Linked DNA regions of Homo sapiens: region 2 is linked to region 1. A link is an interaction called in ENCODE POLR2A ChIA-PET data of the cell type or tissue named here. Cell type or tissue: Caco-2. All regions are shown on one strand. Each heading gives the region's core, and the rest is flanking DNA. Links, peaks and the distances in the headings are about the cores only.

The links. Peaks named below come from ENCODE experiments on the same cell type or tissue, not always from the same donor. Only the 100,000 strongest peaks of a DNase experiment are listed, where the experiment ranks them.
Region 2: POLR2A ChIA-PET joins it to region 1 with 6 read pairs; 8 of 35 experiments call an interaction of 5 or more read pairs at or near these places.

What each region holds. Positions count from the first base shown.
Region 1 is chr2:44,227,640-44,230,566 of GRCh38, forward strand. PPM1B (protein phosphatase, Mg2+/Mn2+ dependent 1B) reads left to right here. Exons shown (of 6, transcript NM_002706.6): 6 at 2,774-2,927. Among named protein-coding and RNA genes, the nearest start is that of SLC3A1, 46 kb to the right of the region's middle. In Caco-2, for the core only: no CTCF peak of the experiment used is centred there; no DNase peak of the experiment used is centred there.
Region 2 is chr2:44,134,841-44,137,767 of GRCh38, forward strand. No RefSeq gene overlaps it. Among named protein-coding and RNA genes, the nearest start is that of PPM1B-DT, 32 kb to the right of the region's middle. RefSeq lists an enhancer at 1-767. In Caco-2, for the core only: no CTCF peak of the experiment used is centred there; a DNase peak (open chromatin) is centred at 1,591.

The DNA of each region.
Region 1 (2,927 bases), core at 292-2,791:
TCCCGAGTAGCTGAGATTACTGATGCACACACACCATACCTGGCTAATTTTTGTATTTTTAGTAGAGATGGGGTTTCACCATGTTGGTCAGGCTGATCTCGAACTGCTGACCTCAGGTGATCCACCCATCTCAGCCTCCCAAAGTGCTGCGATTACAGGCATGAGCTACTGTGCCCGGCCCAGTATCATCCATTTTTTGCCATGAGGATACTTCCCCGCCCCATCCCCACCACCACCCCGTCTGAGGCAGGAAAACAAGCACTTTTTTTTTCTTTTTCTTTTCTTTTTTTTTTTTTTTTTGAGATAGAGTCTCACTTTGTCACCCAGGCTGGAGTGCAGTGGTGCGATCTCGGGTCACTGCAACCTCCGCCCTCCGAGTTCAAGCGATTCTCCTGCCTCAGCCTCCCGGAGTAGCTGGGATTGCAGGCACTTGCCACTGCGTGCTGCTAATTTTTTGTATTTTTAGTAGAGATAGGGTTTCACCATCTTGGCCAGGCTGGTCTTGAATTCCTGACCTCGTGATCCACCCGCCTCAGCCTAACAAGCCCTTTTTTTTTTTTTTTTTTTTAAGAGGGTCTCACTCTGTCGTTCAGACTGGTGTTCATTGGTATGGTCATGGGTCACTGAAGCCTCAACCTCCTCGACTTAGCTCAACCTCTCGCCTCAGTTCCCCAAGTAGTTGGGACTATGGGCGTGTTCCTTTTAAACATTTTTTGTAGAGATAGGGTCTCATTGTGTTTCCCAGGCTGGCCTAGAACTCCTGACCTCAAGGAATCCTCCTACCCGTCTCCCAAAGTGGTGAAATTGCATACACGAGTCACTGCTCCTGGCCAATGAGGGCAACTTTTTAAAAAATAACATTCATCTGCTCTCATTTTTCTAATAAAACATTGCCATTTATTATATGGCTTTATTAGTGTTATCTTTGTTGCAAAAGTATATGTAATAGTCTCTAAAGATGGTTAAGAGTTTGTGTCACATCAACTGTATCAATAACCTATTTTGTATTTTATTTTCCCAATATTTTAAGATGAAAACTTCCAAATGTATTTAAAAAGGGGATATGATATGTTGGAACAGCTGTATATTGTCTCTCTAGATTCAACAACTGTTAACATTTTGCCATAGTTGCTTTATTTTTCTTTTTATATCTACTGTTTTTTTTCTTTCTTTGACTGAACCCTTTGAGAGAAAATTGCAGACATCATATTTTACCTGTAAACATTTAAGCATGCAGCTCTTAAGAATGAAGATATTTTTCAGCCAGGCACGGTAGCTCACACCTGTAATCCCAGCACTTTGGGAGGCCGATGCAGGCAGATCACCTGAGGTTGGGAGTTCGAGACCAGCCTGACCAACATGGAGAAACCCTGTCTCTACTAAAAATACAAAATTAGCCGGGCATGGTGTCACATGCCTGTAATCCCAGCTACTCGGGAGGCTGAGGCAGGAGAATCGCTTAAATCCTCGAGGTGGAGGTTGTGGTGAGCCGAGAACATGCCATTGCCCTCCAGCCTGGGCAACAAGAGTGAAACTCCATCCCAAAAAAAAAAAAAGAACGAAGACATTTTTCTGTATAACCATAATACCATTATTATACCTAAGAAAATTCATTTTTTTAAATTTATTTTTAATTTTTGTGGGTACACTGTAGGTGTATAAAAAAATAAATTGTATAATATTGAATATCAAGTTTAAATTTCCCTAGTTGTCACTAGAGTGACTATTGTAATTGTTATTTTGAATCCCAGTCTAATCAAGTTTATCAATCAAGCACATTAAACAAGTCTTTAATCAGTCAAGCCCCTCACCTGTTTTTTTCCCCTTGAAACTGACTTTGAAGAATCTGAGCCAGTTTTTTACAATACGTCCTGCATTCTGAATTCATATGATTGTTTTCTCATGTGTGCTCTAACTTGATCCTCTATTCCCTTTTTTCCTGTAAACTGGGAATTAGCATTATTAGATTCATTCTAAACATTTTTTGGCACGAATACAGGACATGACTGTACTTTATAATGCATCATATCAAGAGGCACATACTGTAAAGATATCTTTATTTTAGTCTGTCGGCTTAACTGTGATCAGCTTGGATGATTAGAGCTTGTTCTGTACAGTATTAAGTAGTTACTATTGTAGAAACCTGTAGATTTTCCAAAATTCACTAAAATATGAAAGGATTGAGTAGTTTATTATTCATACTGAGAATACTTAATTTATTTTTATCTAGAGATGTTTTTATCAAAATAAGAGCAAAAAGTAAATACAATTTTTATCCGTAAAAACTCTAAAATCTTTCAAAAATCTGTTTAAATCTATATAGTTTTATGTTTTGTATTTCCTACTTATTTAGCAGAAATGATGAAGAAACTGTTCTGATGGCCTGCTTTTCTGTCCTTTTCCTACTGCTTTAAACATTGATTTTCTTTTGTACTAAATCATATAGCCAAATATTGTTTAAGTAAGTCAGTTTTAGGAAATGCTTGTGTTGCTGTTGAATTATAAAAGCTGAGTAAATTTCAGATTAAACTTTAAATGACTGTGAAATAAGACATAAACTAGTTAATGGTAATTTGCTTAAAATGACTTGAGATTATTATTGGAAGTTTTTATTAATTGATACAGGTAAGAATTGATATTTAATAAAATGTTCTCATGCTTAGACTATATTACTTTTCGGTAGAGAAATTAGTATTTTGCTGTAATGTGTTATGAAATACATGTGATATCCTAGTTTGTCTACTGACACTGGGGTCTTGAATCTTAAAAAAAGGCCTCCGATGAAGCAGAGGAAAGTGGATCACAGGGAAAATTGGTGGAAGCTCTCAGGCAAATGAGAATTAATCATAGGGGAAACTACCGACAACTTCTGGAGGAGATGCTGACTAGTTACAGGCTAGCTAAAGTAGAGGGAGAAGAAAGCCCTG
Region 2 (2,927 bases), core at 119-2,618, 93 kb before region 1:
TTCTTTCATTATATATCAGTTAGCTTTGTAAATGACTTAAACTAACAAACAAAACAAAACAAACAGACAGGACCTTGCTCTGTCACCCAGGCTGGAGTGCAGTGGTGTGATCATACCTCACTGCAGCCTCGAACTCCTGAACTCAAATGATCCTCCTCTCTCAGCCCTGCAAATACAGGCAAGCACCACCATGCTTGGCTAATTTTTTTTGTTTTTATTGTTTGTAGAGGTGGTATCTCCCTCTGTTCCAGGCTAGTCTTGAACTTCTGGCCTCAAGCAATCCTCCTGCCTCAGCCTCCCAAAGTGCTGGGATTACAGGTGTGAGCTACAGCTGTGTAGGGGAGAAAAAATAATTTTCTTTCTACCTTTCATAATTATTAACAGGGAGTCCCTATAACAAAAGACAGATTACCAAGAGAAAATCAAACAGAAGTTTATTAACATGCATGCCTCATGGATACATGGTGGGAGCCAGGGGCAGAATGCAGCACAAACCCCAAGAAATTAATAAATCTTCAGAGTGGATCTCAAAGAAAGTTTAAACTTCAGGCTTAAATATTACCTTTTTCTGAAACAAAGAAAGAAGGGAAAAATGAGATGGCCAGGAAAAGTACATTAAACAAAGGTAGTATTTATTATGCAGATTTAAATCCATGCCTTCTCCATTGTTCAAGAGTCTCTCATGATTTAGTCACCCTTTTCTTCCTGGTGCAGAGGAGACAGTCTTACAAATGGAGATTTCCTTTACAAATGTAAATTTCTCTTACAAAAGGATAACTATGTCTATAGTTTCTCAAAATAATCAATATGCTAAAGAGACATATTTTGGGGTGGCATATTCTGGTCTTCTACATTTGTTGGGCTGTAGTGTCCTGAGCCACATGAGTTGAGTATAAAAAAAAATAGTTGAGTAGGTAATTTTCTAAACTGTATTTAAAGGTTTATCTATCTAACTTGCCTGGGAACTACTGCTAAGGTAGACTTAAATATATTCTCTGCTCACAAATTCTTTGGGACAGAATTGCTCATAACTTCCAAAAGGCAGACTCATGTGTTGTCTTTGGGCCCCAGACCATTTCTCTTGCCTGACTCTGCTCTGGTTGTCAATGGATTGAACTCCAACAACTTCACATTTTGCTCCTACGTTCTTGGAGCTGAAAGCTGTAATCATTTCATAAGATTTTCTACGTCCTTCTTCTTGGCAAAGGAATTACAAGTTTATATAAATAGAGTTTATATCAGTCCAAGAAAATGACTTGCAAAAATTTACAAAGCAACATAAAATTAGACATAAATAAATACAGGGAAAAAATAGTGTATGATGCAAGTCTGAGAATATTGACTGATCTTTCATGCTAGATGAAATGTAAGGGCAAATGCAAAATTTCCTTCGGTAGAAAAATAAGGGAAGAGTATTTTCTCTCACTTCTTCCTTTTCTTTTGGAGTTTATTTCTCTGTCCTTGTCAAAAGTATGTAAATTATTTTAATGGCTAAATAAGCCACTGGCCAGTCTCACAACTCAGGAATGTTTCCTCAAGGAGTTGGGAGTCATCGCTTTGAAATGTTATCATTTAAGAAGATAACGCACCACCTGATGCCACTCCCATCTTTTAGTTTTGTGGGAAATGATGGACCTGCCTACATTGTCACCTGATTCCAAATTGCAAAACCTATCTAACAGTTTGCATGGATTGGGCTATGGTTCGAATGTTTCCTCCAAAACTCATGTTGAAACTTAATAGCCATTGTGACAGTATTAAGATGAGAGACCTTTAAGAGGTGGTTGGATCATGTGGGCTCTGCCTTCCTTCGTTAGTGGATCGATGCGTTATTGCAGGAGTGTGTTCCTAATGAAAGGATAAAGTTTGGCTCCCATTCCCTCTCTGTCTCTCGTGCTTGCTTGCCCTTCTACCTTCCCTGGTGAGATAACGCAGCACAAAGGCCCTTGCCAGATCCCAGTACCATGTTCTTGGGTTTTCTGGCCTCCAGAACTGTGAGAAAGAAATGTCTTTACTTTCCAATTATCCAGTCTCTGATATTCTATTACTGCAGCAGAGAACAGACTAAGAGAGTTTGTATCCACTTAGCTATAAAAAGAGTCAAATTCCTTTCTAACTTTGCAAACCCTTTAGCAGGTTTCCTGTATTGTGCATCACATTCTGGTTTAATGCTTTTTCGATAATAAAATCATTGTCTTTCTCTTCTACCTTTACGGAGAGGTTTTCTGGGTTGGGAGAAGACTTTGTTTTTAATTATATTTCTCTCAACACAGGATGAGCTGAGCTTTTCTGGCAGCTGTGATATTGATGCCAGGTAGTTTCAATCATGACATTAATCCTCTCTGTTTTCTCTAAGTAATAGAGAATAATTGCAGCATGGTGGTCAAGAATGTGGACTCTGGAATGAAAACCCTTGCCTTCAAATTCTCGCTGTGATTCACCAACAATGTAACTGTGTGCCAATCAATTAGATGTTACGCTGAACTGTCCCCAGTCTAAATTTTCTCATCAGCTCTTCTTAGCCGCAGTTTTCTCATCTCTAAAATGCTGAATTATGAATAGTGCTCACTCTGTAGGGTTGTAAAAATTGGGTGAAACAGCATATGCTTGGTACAGTGCCTGGCATACAGTAAGCACTCAAAAACATGTTAGCTGTTATTTAAATTCTGACAAAGGAATTCATATTAATTATTGCTGTATAACTAGATTATTCTCAAAATGACATTTTTATTCTTAAGAAAGTGTTTACAATTCATTTTATTTTTAAATTTTAATTTTTAACACTGAGCGCTAGTGTTATAAAAAGGAGTAATTGTTTCATCTAAGTAACAAATCTCTCACAGAGATCTAATTAAAAATAGAAACAAGTTTTTATAGTTTTTCCCCTTCCTTTGTACTTTATTCTTAAAACAGGTCTTTTTTAAACC